Regions from separate parts of the Homo sapiens genome. Here all the other regions are linked to region 2. A link is a contact called in ENCODE Hi-C or POLR2A ChIA-PET data. All regions are on one chromosome and are shown on one strand. The core of a region is the stretch at or near the end of the contact, and the rest is flanking DNA. Distances in the headings are between cores, read along the strand shown. Region 1 has its middle 290 kb from the start of ZMIZ1-AS1. Region 2 overlaps ZMIZ1-AS1 (ZMIZ1 antisense RNA 1). Region 3 overlaps ZMIZ1 (zinc finger MIZ-type containing 1). Region 4 overlaps ZMIZ1 (zinc finger MIZ-type containing 1). Region 5 overlaps ZMIZ1 (zinc finger MIZ-type containing 1).

What was found. Hi-C counts contacts between places; a loop is a spot of excess contacts on that map. ChIA-PET counts read pairs that join two places held with the same protein, here RNA polymerase II (POLR2A). Pooled maps may share reads with other maps.
Region 1: a map of dorsolateral prefrontal cortex shows a loop between it and region 2 (4-fold over the local background). The contact joins two enhancer-like sites. A Hi-C loop is called at or near these places in 6 of 168 maps with a recorded cell type or tissue (PC-9, Panc1, chondrocyte and 2 more) and 11 of 50 pooled maps. POLR2A ChIA-PET finds 5 or more read pairs at or near these places in 3 of 52 experiments (BJ, H1 and HepG2).
Region 3: a map of PC-9 shows a loop between it and region 2 (11-fold over the local background). The contact joins two enhancer-like sites. A Hi-C loop is called at or near these places in 15 of 168 maps with a recorded cell type or tissue (HCT116, PC-3, PC-9 and 11 more) and 25 of 50 pooled maps. POLR2A ChIA-PET finds 5 or more read pairs at or near these places in 7 of 52 experiments (A549, HepG2, PC-3 and 3 more).
Region 4: a pooled map shows a loop between it and region 2 (2.1-fold over the local background). The contact joins two enhancer-like sites. A Hi-C loop is called at or near these places in 1 of 168 maps with a recorded cell type or tissue (naive thymus-derived CD4-positive, alpha-beta T cell), 3 of 37 single-sample maps with no recorded cell type and 10 of 50 pooled maps. POLR2A ChIA-PET finds 5 or more read pairs at or near these places in 7 of 52 experiments (A549, H1, HCT116 and 3 more).
Region 5: a loop to region 2 is called in a pooled map, with 2.7 times the contacts of the local background. The contact joins two enhancer-like sites. A Hi-C loop is called at or near these places in 1 of 37 single-sample maps with no recorded cell type and 6 of 50 pooled maps. POLR2A ChIA-PET finds 5 or more read pairs at or near these places in 10 of 52 experiments (A549, BJ, Caco-2 and 7 more).

What each region holds. Positions count from the first base shown.
Region 1 is chr10:78,776,143-78,779,066 of GRCh38, forward strand. No RefSeq gene overlaps it. Among named protein-coding and RNA genes, the nearest start is that of ZMIZ1-AS1, 290 kb to the right of the region's middle. RefSeq lists an enhancer at 838-1,725. Within about 2 kb of position 1,414, at least 15 of the 41 ENCODE cell types and tissues checked have a DNase peak (open chromatin) inside an H3K27ac peak, as active enhancers do; they include dorsolateral prefrontal cortex, where a contact is called at or near this core.
Region 2 is chr10:78,971,917-78,974,756 of GRCh38, forward strand. All of the region lies in intron 5 of ZMIZ1-AS1 (ZMIZ1 antisense RNA 1), which reads right to left. Among named protein-coding and RNA genes, the nearest start is that of ZMIZ1-AS1, 94 kb to the right of the region's middle. RefSeq lists enhancers at 244-1,175, 2,730-2,779 and silencers at 1,459-1,578, 1,619-1,688, 1,859-2,348. Within about 2 kb of position 1,320, at least 38 of the 41 ENCODE cell types and tissues checked have a DNase peak (open chromatin) inside an H3K27ac peak, as active enhancers do; they include HCT116, PC-3, PC-9 and 7 more, where a contact is called at or near this core.
Region 3 is chr10:79,148,730-79,151,453 of GRCh38, forward strand. All of the region lies in intron 3 of ZMIZ1 (zinc finger MIZ-type containing 1), which reads left to right. Among named protein-coding and RNA genes, the nearest start is that of ZMIZ1, 81 kb to the left of the region's middle. RefSeq lists silencers at 1,274-1,333, 1,394-1,473. Within about 2 kb of position 1,367, at least 37 of the 41 ENCODE cell types and tissues checked have a DNase peak (open chromatin) inside an H3K27ac peak, as active enhancers do; they include HCT116, PC-3, PC-9 and 7 more, where a contact is called at or near this core.
Region 4 is chr10:79,125,803-79,128,841 of GRCh38, forward strand. The region is part of intron 2 of ZMIZ1 (zinc finger MIZ-type containing 1); the gene reads left to right. Among named protein-coding and RNA genes, the nearest start is that of ZMIZ1, 58 kb to the left of the region's middle. RefSeq lists an enhancer at 855-1,373. Within about 2 kb of position 1,574, at least 19 of the 41 ENCODE cell types and tissues checked have a DNase peak (open chromatin) inside an H3K27ac peak, as active enhancers do; they include HCT116 and PC-3, where a contact is called at or near this core.
Region 5 is chr10:79,101,397-79,104,533 of GRCh38, forward strand. The region is part of intron 1 of ZMIZ1 (zinc finger MIZ-type containing 1); the gene reads left to right. Among named protein-coding and RNA genes, the nearest start is that of ZMIZ1, 34 kb to the left of the region's middle. RefSeq lists enhancers at 1-701, 702-1,585, 1,586-2,467. Within about 2 kb of position 1,260, at least 22 of the 41 ENCODE cell types and tissues checked have a DNase peak (open chromatin) inside an H3K27ac peak, as active enhancers do.

The DNA.
Region 1 (2,924 bases), core at 164-2,663, 200 kb before region 2:
GAGCAAAGGTGTAGCCTATAAACTCCAAGGCAGTAAGACTTATTGCTGCATCCCAAGTACCTCCAACAACGCTAGGGCTGAGTAGCTGCAGAATAAATATTTGTCAAAGGCATAAAGAAATGAACAAGGCTCAGAGGCAGGTATTGTGTGGCTGTCATGTGAGCTGGGGGACTGTGCACAAGTTACTTAAATATCTCATTCACTCCAATTTTCATTTGAAAGATGGGAGCAGTCATATTTTGAATTCCAGTGGGTTATTTGAAGGATTAAATGAGATGATGTGCAGACTGGTTATTAGATGATGTTAAAAATTATTGCTTACTTTTTAAGGTATGATAATAGATGTGTGGTTTCAGTTTAAAAATATTTTAACTAGTAGCAACACATACTGACGTATTTACAGGTGAAGTGATACAATGTTGGGTGTTTGCTTTAGATATTCCAGCAGAGAATGATGAAGTGAAGAAGAAAAGGAGGAAAAAAGAGGGGGAAGGAAGAGAAAAAGAAGAAAAGCAGGAGGAATTGATTTAAAAACAACAACAACAAAAAATGCCAATTGTTATTGAAGCTGGGTAGTGAGTATAAGGGAGGCCCTCGCTATTCCATTTTTGCATACATTTTCCATGATAAAAAGTTAACAATAAATTAAAAATGTGATAAAGCAGATAACATGCTTAACTTGGCTCCTGATTTATAGCAAGTGCTCAATACACAGTAGGTCCTGTTTCTTTGACTTGGCTGTGATCACGAGGCACCCACCAGTGCACCCTCCAACCCTGAGTGATGTGTGCTGCGTCCCAGCATCAGAAAGAGGAAGGATGAGATTTGAAACGAGGTCTTCACAGTGCTCCGCCCACAGCACCCCATGGCTAAGAAGCAGTGTTAGTTTACCTTCCCTAACAATTAGCAGCCATGGCTATGGTAAAAATAAGAACCATTATGGAATACTACGTCAGGCCTTTTGCATGCATTATTTAATTACACGATTTATTTACATTATTTAATTACATTAATTAATTACATTGTTTCAGCCCTGCAAAACCCTATGAGGTAGATGCCATTCCTACCACTCCCCAGGTAAGCAGAAGACTCAGAGCTGAGGTGCCCTGGCCAAGGGGACCCTGTCCGCCCTGGACATCCCAGTATGCACGGGTGGCCTCTGCATTATTTAATCTGTGACCTGCTTTGGCATCTCACTCCTGGTCTCAGCTCCTGAGGCACATCCTGCCTGCCCTCCTCACTGCTGCGTCTCTAGTGCCTGCATCCACAAGGTAGACCCTCAGGCAACAGCTCTTGCCTGCCCCCCAGCTGGACCCTGGCATGGGTGCCCAGGCACATGGAGGGGACAAGTGGCCCCTCCCTTCCCCTCCCTGTCTGAACCCGGAGGGTGGGATTTCCGTCCTAGGACTGAGCTATTATAAGTACAAGGCCGCCTGCTCCCCTGGGCTGCACACCAAGTTCTGCTGCAAACTCCAGCATGAATGGCAGCCATTCTCTGCCCAAACTCCAGCTCACTTCAGCTGTGTAGTCTGGGAAGGAAGACCTCAGCCTTCCCCAGGCCTGTAAATACCAAAGCCACACACGCAGCAGGACTGCAGCAGCCAATAAATCTTGGCCCCAGGGTTCTCTTAAAGAGGCAGAGCTTGGGACCAACACCAGGCCAGGCCCTGCCTGGTGACAGCCAGCACTCCATCCACCTCCCCTCGTCCCAGCCCCAGGATGAGGACAGAGAAGGCAAACATGCAGCAGGCACTCTCCCCATAAGCTTGCTTCTCTTGCTTTATAAAATCTAACTTTTTCCCCCTCTGCTGCTCACCCTAGGGTTAGGCTAACAAGGAGTCCAGTGGGAATGAGCATGATACATTTTCTGGACGTCAGAGCCACTGGACTGGTGCAAGAGGCTGTGTGGGAAAGCAGCGATCCCTTGGGCTGTCCACAAGGCAAGCTAGGGGATGCCAAGGTGGACAGGCAGAGTCAGGCAAGAGAATAAGCCCAGCACGTTCCACCCCTAGCAGGCATCGTGGCCACTGGTGAGGACACTGAGACCTGCAGTGCTGAAGATGAGAGGTGGACATGGCTGACCTCCTTTCATGCCACACCAGAGAAAAATGAGGCATGCGAAGTCCAAACGGGCAGGCAGCTCACCCAGGGGGCCCAGGGCAGTGCCAGGGCTAGACCCTTGCTCTCCATAAGAGGTGTCTTTGATTGTTCTTTGGATAGGATGTGTCTTTTTATGAGGAGAAGTCTGGTATTTAATTGCATCCTCCTAGAAATGAGATGTTCCGTTTCTCCTGGAGTCCATTTCCCATGCGCTAACAAACCCCCCGGATTTGTAAGATATCCAAGCCTTTTGTCTTGGATATCTTGCCTGGACACCTCGTTCTGCATGGCGCCCCTGCAGCATGCATCCTGTGCTCCTGCTTTGGCCACAGCTGGCCCTGTGGAAGGATTGATGCTGGGGAGACATGGCTCCTGCCCTAAGGAAGTGCACAGTTTGGGTGGAAGTTGAGAACCCCTGTCCTGTCCGGCTCTGCACCCTCTGGCTACCTGAGTGGGGTGCTGGGTAGACCTTCGCTGTTACCCGGGATCAGAGGACAGAGGGACCTGATGAGCCCAAGAGAGCATGGCAGGCTTCTCTCACCAGGAGGACAGATGGGAGCTGGGTGAGAGGATGGGGTCAATCAGATTTCCAGGGTCAGAGCTGGAGGGCAGGATACTCTGGGCAGAGCAAACCCCTCATGCCAAAGCACACTGGTTAAAAGATTATGCCAGGAGAGGAAGGAGTCGGGTGCAAGGCAGCCCCATCCCTGACCACATTTCCCACCCGCAAATCCATCCAGGAATGGTGCCCCCTGTAGCGGCTCCCTTGCACTTTCCCCATTGAGTCACCGACTCTGATTTTACAGATGAACAAGCTGGGGCCA
Region 2 (2,840 bases), core at 70-2,569:
CACAGGATCCAGCACTTCCCTGGGTCATGGACCAACAGGCTTGGACAGGCAAAATTCTGGGCCTTGAGATCAGGGTTCAAGGCAGGGCTGGGGGTAGACAGAGAGTACACTGTCCTTTCCTGAGCCCCTATTCCATGACAAGTACATTCCATGACATATACTCAGGGCTCATAGGCATTCTCTCTTTAACTTTTGCAACCTCTCCATGGAGTAAGGGTCACTATGCACATTTTAAAGTAGAGGAAAAAGGGGTTCAAAGAGGTTATGTGACTTTCCCCAGGTCATAAAGCTAGCAGATGAAGGAGCCAGGCTGTGACCCCACATGCACCTGCCTCCCAGCCTATGTAGATCCTAATCTTCCCAACTACCTGCCCCCCCGAAGGATGGGAAAGACTGGGAAGTGGCCAGGGTTGGCCTGCTGTGGCCCTGGAGCCTGCCTCCCTGATCAGGGTCACAACCAAGGCTACGATTCCAGTGCCAGGGGACCAAGTCCAGCAAGCAAGCCCTGGCTGGGGGGGCTGCAGGAGTGAGCAATCCTGGGGAAGGAGCAAATGTGTGCCCTGCTTCAGCCTCAGGGGGGTCTGTCCCTGCATGCAAATCTCCAACCTGGAACTGGGAAGCTTTGGCAGCTGGGCCAGCCCATAGAGAGGGAGCAGGGCCAGAGCTGGGAAGGTTCTAGACCCAGCCAAGCAGCAGGGGCCTGAGCTGTAGCTTGAGTCACAGCCTTGCCTTGGTCACACTAGCCTTTCCGAAGGCCCAGCCGTCAGCACTGGCCCTGGGGTGGACCCCTGTGAGGCTGTGTGGTTGCCAGGGAAGCCAGAAGAAATGACTTACTCCTGCCCCTGCCTCTAATGTCATGCGGTCACAAGTCCCCAGAAGGTCTGGGCTGGCCTGGGCCCTTGCCCTCCCCACGGTGGGGGCTCACCCAGCCTGGGCGCGCTGGTCACACTCAGCTCTGGCCAGGCATGAGTCAGCACTGTCAGCCTGCGTGTGGCCACAGCTGGCTGGACGCTGAGGCCAGCCAGGCCGGGCCCTGGAGGTCTGCTGGGGCCCTGGGGCCTCACTAAAGGGGAGAGGTGGCCCCAAATGACCCACAGGATCACACAAGAGAGAAGAAAAAGGACTAAATAGAGAAAAGCCAAGTACAAAGTAAGAATCTCAAAACTTAAAGTGGCAGACGCAAATTCAGAGTCAGGAAAATTGGCCACACAACACAAACAGACACACACACACGGGTCACTAGCACACGTGTAACCCCCACTCCAGACAAACACCATATGCAGAAGACACACATGCCATATATACACATCCTCGCAGTGTCCCTGTGTCACGCGGAAAAAGCCACGCCTACACAACTCAGCAGACACACACTGGCATTCCCAGAGGATGAGCCCACACAGGCGCCGCAAGCCCGCCGCAGGTCCCGCATGCACTGCCTGTCTGTGACAGATGGCTTCTGTCCAACCCAAGGGTCCGGCCCACAGCCCTCGGCTCACACGGCCATACAAGTCTGGGGACATCATGTCACGCTCGCTTACTCTAAGGGCCCTGAGGCTTGTGAGGGCTGTGGTCAAAGACAGGCCTGGGAACTGGGGTCCTGAGCACCCTAGCCCAGCCCAGTCCCGCCCCGCGGAGGGGCCCGACTGAGCTGGGCCGCGCGCCCCAGCAGCCCCAGCAGCCGCCGCCCACCTCGGCCAGCCTGGCTTCTGCGCCCCGCCAGGAGGTCGCGGAGCGGAGCGCGGCCAGGAAGTGAGCTGAGAGTGACAGCTCCCCCCACGCTGTTTGTTTATTCATGACTCATTCTCTCCACACACTGGCTCTTCTTTCTTTCGGGAGGAGGGGAGAAAGGAGCGGGAGGGCGGGCGGGCAGGGGAGAGGCAGGCTCCACAATAAACAATGAGGCAGCTGAGCCGGTGGGGAGGGAGGAGCCCGCGCGGGGCGCAGGGCCGGGGCTGGGGCCGGGGCGCGGTGTTTCCAGGCCGGCCGGCCCGAGGCTTGCGCTCCCGATCCCCGATCCCCGATCCCCGATCCCCGCTCCTCCCGGCCCCGCCCGGCCCAGCCCGGCCCGGCCCGCCCGCCGCCACCTCCCGGCGACCGGGCAGTAGCAGCCGTAATTGGATCCTCGCTGCCTCCTCCCAGCTCCCCGCCCCCAATCGGGGAGCGGGTAAATGCCGGGTACCTTGGCAAAACAGTCGGATCCAAACCTATTATTTGACTAATGGGCTTCCCTCGTGCGGCTCCGCAACGCCCTGCAGACTCGCCCCTCCCCCCTGCCCCCTCCCCAGAGATGGCTCCCCTCAGCGGCGCGGCTCCGGATAACTGGAGGAAGCGCGGGTTCCGAGGCTTCAAGGGCCTCATTGTTCTGCCTGGAGGGGCACATTGAAAATGCTCCAGGGTTTACTTCCTGTGAAAACAGCCTGGGAGGGAGGGGGCGATCCACGGTGGAAAGACATTATCCTCCTGGAAGCCGCCCAGATTACACAGGGAGAAAAAGGTTGTTTTGATTGTTGCTGGCTCTTTCTTTCTTCCTTCCTTTTTCTTTCTTTTTCCTTTTTTTCCCCTTCCCTCCTCTCTTTTGCTACCCTCCCCGGGCCAAAGATGAATCTTTACTGCTGTGGAGCAAGTTGGAAATGTGGGGCTGTTTTCTGCATAAATAAGGCTGGTGAATGGCAGAGCCAGATATAAAGTCTGATTCAGAGAAATTCAAAAGAATGCAGGGGCGATGAGGTGGGCAAATCCAAGAAACTCATTTCCCCAGCATGCCCCTCTGAGTCACGTCTTGCACCATGAGGGGAAAACACATCACGCCACAATATGTCACATGCCTGCCGCAAAGGAGC
Region 3 (2,724 bases), core at 117-2,616, 180 kb after region 2:
GTCACGAGGCTTACTACTGCCGTCTTGTAGTTCCTCCTGGGACATGGGGTCCTGGCCTCCCACCAGGCTGACGCTGACTTCTGTCTTCCACCCTGCTTGTCTTAGGGCCACAGACTTTAGGCCCTTGGCAGTTTCCAATTGAGTCCCTCCCGGGCTTTCCTCCCTGCAGGCAGAGCATCAAGCTGGGTCTGTACGTGGCCCCGCCAGGGCCTGTTTGATTGGGGTAATCTGGACAAGTCATCAGTGGCCTGCGCTGGCAGCCAGGGTGTGGCTAAAGTCAGTTCCTGCCTAAGCTGGGCTGACCCACCTTCTCACCACTCAGGAGCTCCCGGAGCCAGGAGGGACTGCTGTGAGTTTGCCTTCATGAGGAGGCCCTTGGGCTGCCTTTGGTACAGGCAGGAGACCTGGATCCCTGCTCTGTCCCTATCTCTGTCCCTGTCCCTGGGGTAATCTCGAGCAAGGCTGGGCCCCAGGCAGGCCCACACCCCCTCCCATCTGTGTTCATCCCCAGCACTAAGCCAAGAGGCTTTTGTCCCTGGTGGGCTGTCGGCCAGCTGGAAGAGTCCTCCTTGCTCTCTGGCCTATTTGCTTTCTGAGTCCCTCTGCCCTGGGAGAGCATGAATGGGCAGGAGAGGGGACTGGAGAGGGCTGAGGGCCTCTGTTCAGATCTCTGCCCTCACTGGGTCGGGCTGCCAACCTCTGCACTCCCACCATACCCCCAACCTGTGGACAGGTGAGCCTCCAGTTCCTGAGGCCACAGGGAATGGGCTGGATTCACCTGGAGGCCATGGGTAGCCTTGCAGCCCCTGGGCCAAGCTCCCCTCCCACCCAGACTCCTCCAGACACTTCAGGGGTTCAGGCATGCCAAGTCAGGGTGGGGTGAAGGGGTCTTTCTCTAGGCGCTGTGCCTGTGGTTGACATCACGTTGTCCTCATGTGGGGCTGCGTGGCCCCGTGGGGTGGCACGCCTTCTGCAAGAGCTCGCCCTCCAGGAAGTTCTGCATTCGAAGCCTGAACTTGGCCTTGGTTCACTCTTCCTCTCATCCTGGTCTCTTGGGCATGACTTCTCCCAGGGGACACTGCTGTCTGCTGACTTGGAAAGGCAGGGATTCAATCAGGGGCCCCCGCTCAGCTGTGTCTGAAGTGTGCCCTCCTGGGAAGAAAACCCAGCAGCACTTTTGTCGAGGCCTCACACTGGAAAATGAACGGTGGGAGGCCTAGAGGTAAGAGGCCAAAGGCCACTAAGCAGGCCAGCGTGGCCTGCCCACTCCAGCCCCCAGAAAGCATTGGTGCTTCTGAGGAGGCTTGCTCGGCCCTCCCTCTCCCCTGGGCTGGGTGGGGCCAGTGGGACAGGAAGCCAGGGCGGGGCTGGAGGATGGGGCTCAGGGTGGCCTGGGCCTGAGCCAGGGATGAGGCGAAACCCAACCCTGGCCTGGCCCCGGGCCGCAGCCGTGCAGGTCACTAGGCCTCGGCGAGTGGCCACCCGCCCACCCAACAGGAAGCCCTGCCCAGACACCACCTTTGCCCCACCCCGTATTCTCTACGGCTGGCACTTCTCCTATTTCCCATGAGAGCTGCTGCCAGGAATCCTGCCCTCTTGAGAAAGGAAGCCCGACCTCGGGCCGCCCTGCCTCTGGCCTGCGCTGACCCCCTCCCTGGGCCTCCCCGTGGTGGCAGCTCTGGGCCCACGCCCGTCCTGCACCCCCCACACATGCTAATGACTTATCTCCTCTCAGACAAAGCCTGTGACCCTTGGGGACCTAGCAGGAGAAACCTCACAGTGGGACTAGGCCTGGGAGCCAGGAGGCTGGGGCTCTTGGTCTGGGATCCTCCACCAACCTGCTGGTGCACCTGGGCAAGTCACTCAGCCACTCTGGGTCTCATCTGTAGAAAAACAGGGAGAGGCAGACGCTCTGCCCAGCAATGAGCATCCCATGGGATAAAGGGTTTGGGGTGGGTTGAATGTGTGCCCTGTGAAGACAGCCAGGCTTGGGGGGTGATAACACAAAACCTCCCCATCCACCCCTGTCTGCCTGGAAAGGAGCCCCTTCTCTCATCTCCCAGAAGCCGGGCGACGGAGCATGCCTCCGTCTCTCAGCTCTGCTCAGGGAGCTGGGCCAGAAGCAGGGATGGGGCTGTGCTGAGGGGCAGGCTGTCCCACCACCCTCCCAACCCCATCCTCTTCCTCCCTCCTGGTGGGTGCTCTCTGACCCATGACCCACCTCCCCAAGTAAGCCCAAGCCCACCTCAGTATCAGCAGGGGTAGCAGCTTAGGGAATCAACTGTGTCTTAAAGGGGGCCAAGCAGAGGGGTCAGGGCACCACGGGGAAAGACCAGAGTCGTTGTGACATTGGATGGGTTAAGACAGATCCGGGGGCCACCTTGAGCTCCTGGGCGAGCTGAAAGCTTGTCAGCAGCAGGGAAGACCAGGCACCTGAGCAGCCAAGCCCCTGCCATGGGGTGGCCACAGCTCAGACTCTGGTGGCCTTGGACACATTGCTGCTCTGAGCCTCAGTGTCTGCATCTGGCAAGTGGACCTTTCAGAGCCAGTGTCTTAGGGTGCTGTGAGAAGTCCTTAAGATTTGGGGACACAGTGCTGGGCCCCCTGCGGCCCTTCCCTTTGAATCAGCCTTTTCCCTGTGAGGGAAACATTACAGGTCAGGATTAGGACTAGATTTCGTAGGCAGTGGGGAGCCACTGAAAGTTCTTAGAGGAGTAGTGAGTT
Region 4 (3,039 bases), core at 324-2,823, 150 kb after region 2:
AGATGAGGAAACTGAGGCCCAGAGATAGGAGGGCATGCCCCAAGGTAGCCAACATGGCGCTTCAGGCTATCAGCTGAGTGCAGGGCCACACTAAACTGTGTAGGCTACATGGGGGTGCAGAGGCTGGCAGGGGCAGGGACCAGCAGCAGCGATAGGAGCCTTCTATCTGCAGAAAGGCAGGACTGACCCTGAAGGGCCAAGGAAGCTCTGGGGACCTGTGGAGAGCCACCCAGAACTGGGACTGAGAGCTGCACGGGAACCCGCAGACCTGGCTCCGTGGAGCCGCATTTGTGTTCTGCCTCCTGCTGTGAGAGGTTCGCCACCACAAGCAAGGGCTTATCCTGTCATCCATTTACCCAGAGAGCCCCAGTGAGGCCGGGATTTGTAGGCCCAATGGTCAGGGCTAGGGGCAACGCCTCAGAGTCAGGGCCTAGTGTGAGGCTTATAAGGGGCAAGGGAGTGAAGAAATAAAGTGGACTCAGGAAACCAGGGGCTGCCCTTCCCCTCATCAGCCCCCTCTGCCAAGGCTTAGCAGAGTGTCCAGCAGGCTCAACCATCTGGGAGGCTGCTGACCACAGGCAGCATGGCATTACCTAGGGCCAGGGTCTAGGGGCTCTGAAGGCCTCAGGGGTCAGGGAGAGCTTCCTGGAGGAGGTGAGTGCCAGCTGAGCCCCAAAGAATGACCAGACTGTGAACCAAACTGAAAGCATTCCACGCAAAGGGAACAGCTGGGCCAAGACCCTGTGGCAGCCACACTGGGGCAGATAATGGGGGCTTTGTGGAGGCTAGGACTGCTCAGGGAAAGAAATGAGGCTGGAGGTGCCCCCGGGGGGTTGGAGACGGCAGAAGGAAAGAAGGTTATATTTTGCTTTTAACTTGCTAAATGCCCCTGAGTAGATCACTGCCCCACTTTTGTGCCTCAGTTTCCCTTTTATCTCCTCTGAGCTTCAGGCACCTGGGGAGCCACAGCAGGGAAGTGCCTCAGTGGAAGAGTCCGCTTCTGGAGGCTTTGAGCTGATGCTGGGGATATGAGCTGAGGGAAGTATGGGCTTCCCCAGCACCTCGGGGGCAGTTGGCCCAGAAGGCTGCTGCTGGACCCAAGGCTTCTCCCCAGTGGAGGAGAGCTGACCTAAGATTTCTGGGGTTTGCCAGGCTGGACCAACCTGAGAGGATGAGGGATTAGGTCCCTGGGGCAGCCCCCACTACAGACTAAGGACCTGGGTCCCAGGATAAAATGAGAGATGCGCCTCCCTTCTCTTTGCTGTGACCAACTCCTTCTTTCCTCCTTCTGCCTCCTTCCCTCCTGCTGGGGACAGGGAGGGGACAATATTTATTCCTTCCCAAGGCTGCAGCTGACTGATACCCTGATGCAGAGGAAATGCCATGCCAGTGCCAGGCATGCTGCCGGCGCTCTGGGTGCCTGGTGCCCTCTCCAGGTGTGGCTCCTCCCCATAGCCCTGGGCTCGGCCGGTCTGTGTTTGCAGAGCCTCCACTGACCTGCAGCGGCCTCTCTCTCATGCCTCTCCTATCAGCAGAGCGCCAGCCATGGGCTCCTTGGACTACAAGTCCCCGGGATTGCGCAAATTCCCCCAGCAGTTTGCACAGCAGCCAGCTCAGGCCCCGTCAGATGGCCCAGGTTCCTGCTCGGGAAGCCCATTCTTTTCTGGAATAATAAAGCAGCCACCCCACAGCAGGGGGTGGCAAGCTTCTCTTATCCTCACAACCCCTGACTCATGTCACCCTCATAATATCAAGTGGGCTGGGGCGGGGTGGGGAGGTGGGTGGCGTTTTCCAGAGGGGGAACTGGAGTCAGAGAAGAGAAGGCATGAGACTTGACCAGGGTCACACGGCCCAGCCAGGACTCCAACCAGGCCCCTGCTCAGCCTTTTTAGACCGAGCCAGTGTTTCCTGTTCAGGGCCATGCAGGAGGTGAGTCAGGAGCAGGCCCTTTGCAGGAGCTGCTGGGGGCCAGCAGGAGAGGCCACCAGTCTCTGTCTTCCCTCTTTGGCTCCAGCTGCTTTAATTGGCTGGGGCTGCCAGTGGCGCTGACATTTACCTGGTGGGAAGGAGGGCCTCCTCCCTCTTGAATTGAGATGCTAAAAATAACAGGGCCCAGCTTCCCAGGGCCACTGCTCAGCCAGCGCCTGCCTGCCCCCTCAGCTACCTTTTTCCTGGGTGCTGGAAGCTAATTGCTTTGCAAGCATGCAGTTCCTTGCGCTGAGAACTTCCTAGGGATTGGGACAGGAGGCATTGCATGCTCAGCTTCTGAGTCTAAAGAGGGGTCTCTGCAAGACCTCCCTCCCCTCCAGGCAGCAGGGTGATGGTCTTCTGCCTCAGGTCTCCCTCCCCCTTTTCTCCCTGGGTGCAGTACCTGTCCAGGTTGACTACTCCACCCCTAGGTGCTTGGGTGCCTTCTTTGAGCTGCCAGAGTTTCCCCTGCTCTAAGAGAGGGGGCTCTGCCCTCCTTGGAGTTTTCTAGTACTCACCTCTCCCTGCACCATACTCGACCCAGACATATGCGGTGTGGCCCTCTGCCCTCATGCTGTTCATTTTGTCATACCAGCAACCAAGAGGAGCCCAGGCTTCGGAGCTGGACAAGTTTAAATCCAGCTGTGTGACCATAGCACATTTCCAAGCCTCTCTTTTCTCATCTCAGAAATGGGCATGAATCTGACCTTTGCAGTGTTGTTGCAGAATGAATCGCAGTGGGCAAAACATGCCTGATCAAGAGTGGAGCCCCTGGGGCCAGGAGGAGGCGTGTGTACATCATGGGGCGTTCCTTTCTCTTGCTGTGTAAATAGACCCTGGAACTCAATAAATTAGATTGATTGGACCAGAAGGGGAAGGTCTTGAAGACCCAGGCTAAGGATTAGGGACTCAGTCTCCCTGAAAACAGGGTATGCTTGCCAATCCCCAGGGCACCTCCAGAGTGGCCTGTGTGTTTGTCCAGTTCTTGCCCTGGGTCAGTGTGACCATAATCATTTTGACATTGGCCAGCATCTCCCGGGCTTTGGGATCATTCCAGTGGAAAAAGTAGTT
Region 5 (3,137 bases), core at 10-2,509, 130 kb after region 2:
GTCAGAGGGGCACAGCTCTTGAAGCCAGGCCAGCAGGGATGGACTTTGTTCCTGTCTAGGGGCAGCAAGTCAGCCAGGCTTTCTTCTCTCAAGTCAGAGAAGAAAGGCCAGGGCTACTGGATCCTGGAATGTGTGAGGTCCTTGGCCCAGTGGATGTCTGGTGGCCTTGGTGTATCTTATTGGCACGGCCACGTTCACAGGACCCGTGGGGTCAGGGGAGGGCCTACTTGTGCAGAGGGAGGGGTAGTCTCTAGGTAGGCAACTGGCACCTGCCTCCATCTGGGTGAACCAGGGCAGGGAGGGAGGGAGGCGGGTGGCCAGGTGACGGCCGTCCTGGCAGGTGCGTTCCATCATCTGCCATGAAGACAGCCGTGGGGCCTCAGGGGCTGGAGCTGTTTCTCACACTGTCCCCGACCATAAACACACACACTGAGATTCCACCGTTGTCCCTCCCCTCTCTGAGGATGTGATGTGAGGAGCAGCTGTCAATTACCATCAGCTGCCACAATGCAGGGAGGCAGCTGAGGACCAGATAGAGCAGGAGTGGCCAGCTCCAGGTCACACGGCAAGTGGGACCTCCGACCAGCTCCCAGCCTCCCCATGGCACCAGGGACCTCACGTGGGTCAGGATCTCTCCACCTTCTCTGTAACTCTGGCTCCTGCTCTCAAGGAGGAAGAGCTGTCCCCTAGCAATAAGCTCTTCCCATCTGGAGTCACCAGCTTGTTCAGCTTTTCCTCACCTCCCTCCACCTACAAACAACCCAAGGGAACAAACCCAGAAAGCCAGGTCCCAGCCTGTTGGACCAGGCCTCGCCCAGTTGGAGCAGAAGGCGTGCAGTGGGGAACGCAGCCTGTAGCCCCTCTCACAGGGAGGCAGAAATCCCGGCTCTGGAAGTGTATAAACACGGTTATTTTTAGCCTTCAGAGGGCTGTGGGCGCAGCAGCGTGACCTGAATCTGGCTCAGCCCCCTCCTTCTGCCCCACCCGGGAGAGAAGGCCTCCTTTGCCCCGCCCTCTGCTCCATCAGCCTCAGGGCTGGGCCAGTGAATTCCAGGATCCAGGGAGAGAAAGAAATGGGTGTGTGTGGGGGTCTCAGCAAGGCTGCCCAGGGCCAGGAGCTGAGGGGGGACAGGATGTGGTTTTCAAAGAGGCAGCATTTCAAGTTGCAACAGAAATATTGGAGCCACCCAATTTCATGACTTTTCCATGGGTTCTTACTCCCTAATCCTGGTCCCTTCCCTGGTCTGGCTGGAGGCGAGTCCCAGGCGCCACCTGGGAAGCAGTGCTGGCCTAGCACCAGGCGGCCTTGCTGCTGCTTTGCTGCCGTAGGCTACCAGGCCCACATAGCACCTCTCCGCGGCTCAGTGCCCTCATCTGAGAAGTGGGATCATTCCCAACCTGGCTGGCAGGGAGTTGAGGGGGTGATGGTGAGCTGACAGAATCGTAGCTGTTCACTCACTTGTTCATTCAACCAACACTTATTAAATGTTAGTTTTATGCCAGCCAGTGATCTAAACATTGGATAGAAAGCAGGAAACCAGCTTGAGGAGGTGCTGACCCTCCTGGGGCTAACATCATTGAGCAGGGCTGGGGAACACAGAAGGACAGTAATCAGCTCGTAGTACGTGCAGTACAGTAGTAATGTCGAGCGATGTGTTACGGAGCGGCTGGGGTGGGGGAGGCGGCATGTATTTTAGATGAGGGCAGTCTGGGAGGACCCCTTGAGAAACTGTAAAACAGCCAGCCACTGTAGGTGGAGGAGGTGGTGAGCGGGAACAGCAGGTGCAAAGGCCCAGGGGTAGGAATATGCTTGGTGCCCGAGAACTGAGGACATGGGGAAACCGTGAGGGGGAGCGAGCAGAGCCAGCTGCACGGGGCTCGAGGGCCGTGGGGATGCCTGGGGTGGGGGGCTGTAAACAGGAAAAGCTTTACAGCTGTAAGGAAGAGCAGGAAGGAAGTGAGAGTGGGAGGCCAAGGAGGGGCTGTTGCCCCCACCCAGGCAAAGGAGCTGGCGAGGAGTGGGCAGATCCGCACGCGGGGAGGGTGAACGGTGGAAATGGCAGATGGCTTGGTTGAGGGGGAGCGTCAGAAACCAGGATGGTTCCTTGACTTTTGGATTTGATGCCTGGGTGGGTGGGGGTGGAGAGGGCATTTGATCCAAAAGGAGGGCGGAGGGAGAACAGGATCTAGGGGAGGGAGGGCAAGGGGTGATGCCAACCTGGACACAGGTTTTCGGTGTCTGTTGACATCGGAGTGGAGAGGGGAGCCCTGGGGGAGCAGCTGCATGGGGCACACCAGGCCCCAGGCTGGCAAGCCCTCCTCCCTGGGGCTCTTTGCCAGCCCGGAGCCAGGCTGTGTGGGCGAGTGCTTCCCTGGGGGCCTGGCCTGGGGTTTTGTCCCATTGCATCATGGATGAGGACCTTCCGGTCCCCTGGCTTGGAGGCAGACGTAGGTGGAGGTGCAGAGTGGTCCACGGCTCTGCCCAAAAGGCTGGACAAGTTGGAAGGTGGTCTGTCATTCAAGCACCATTTGCCATTGGCTGGATGCGAGCCCTGGTGTCACTACCAACCTTGTTCCCAGCTGGGCTGACTTCTTACTATGAACTAGCAACTATGAACTAGTCCTGCCACTCCTGTGCCTGGACTGGGATGGGAAGGACAGCAGGAGTAGCAACATGCTCTGGAATTTTTCACAGCAGACCTGGTTCACTTTCATCTGGTCACCAGACAATGTAGTGACCCCTCCCCTCTCTGGGCCTCAGAATCCCACCTGAGACCCCAGGATGGAGTAGAAGGTCTTCAGGGTCTCCGTGTGAAACACAGCCTTTCGATGACGGAGATTTGGTATTGAGAGGGTCATGGCGTGAGTAAAGGCCTGGAGGCTGGTCTAGGGAGTCACCTTGCAGGATCTTGGGGAGCGGATGAGTATAGAGTCCGCGTGCATAGAAGCCATGTGCAGGGTGGTCACTGGAGGTGAGGTGGGAACACCAGGCTGCCTGGTTGGGTCAGAGGGACCAGATTACCATATAAGCCATTGTGCTCTCAGGATAATCTCCTGGCTTGTTAAAGCCTCAGTTTTGTCATCTGCAAAATGGGTACAATAGACGTCACTGAGCTTGCAGGGGTGAATACCCACCA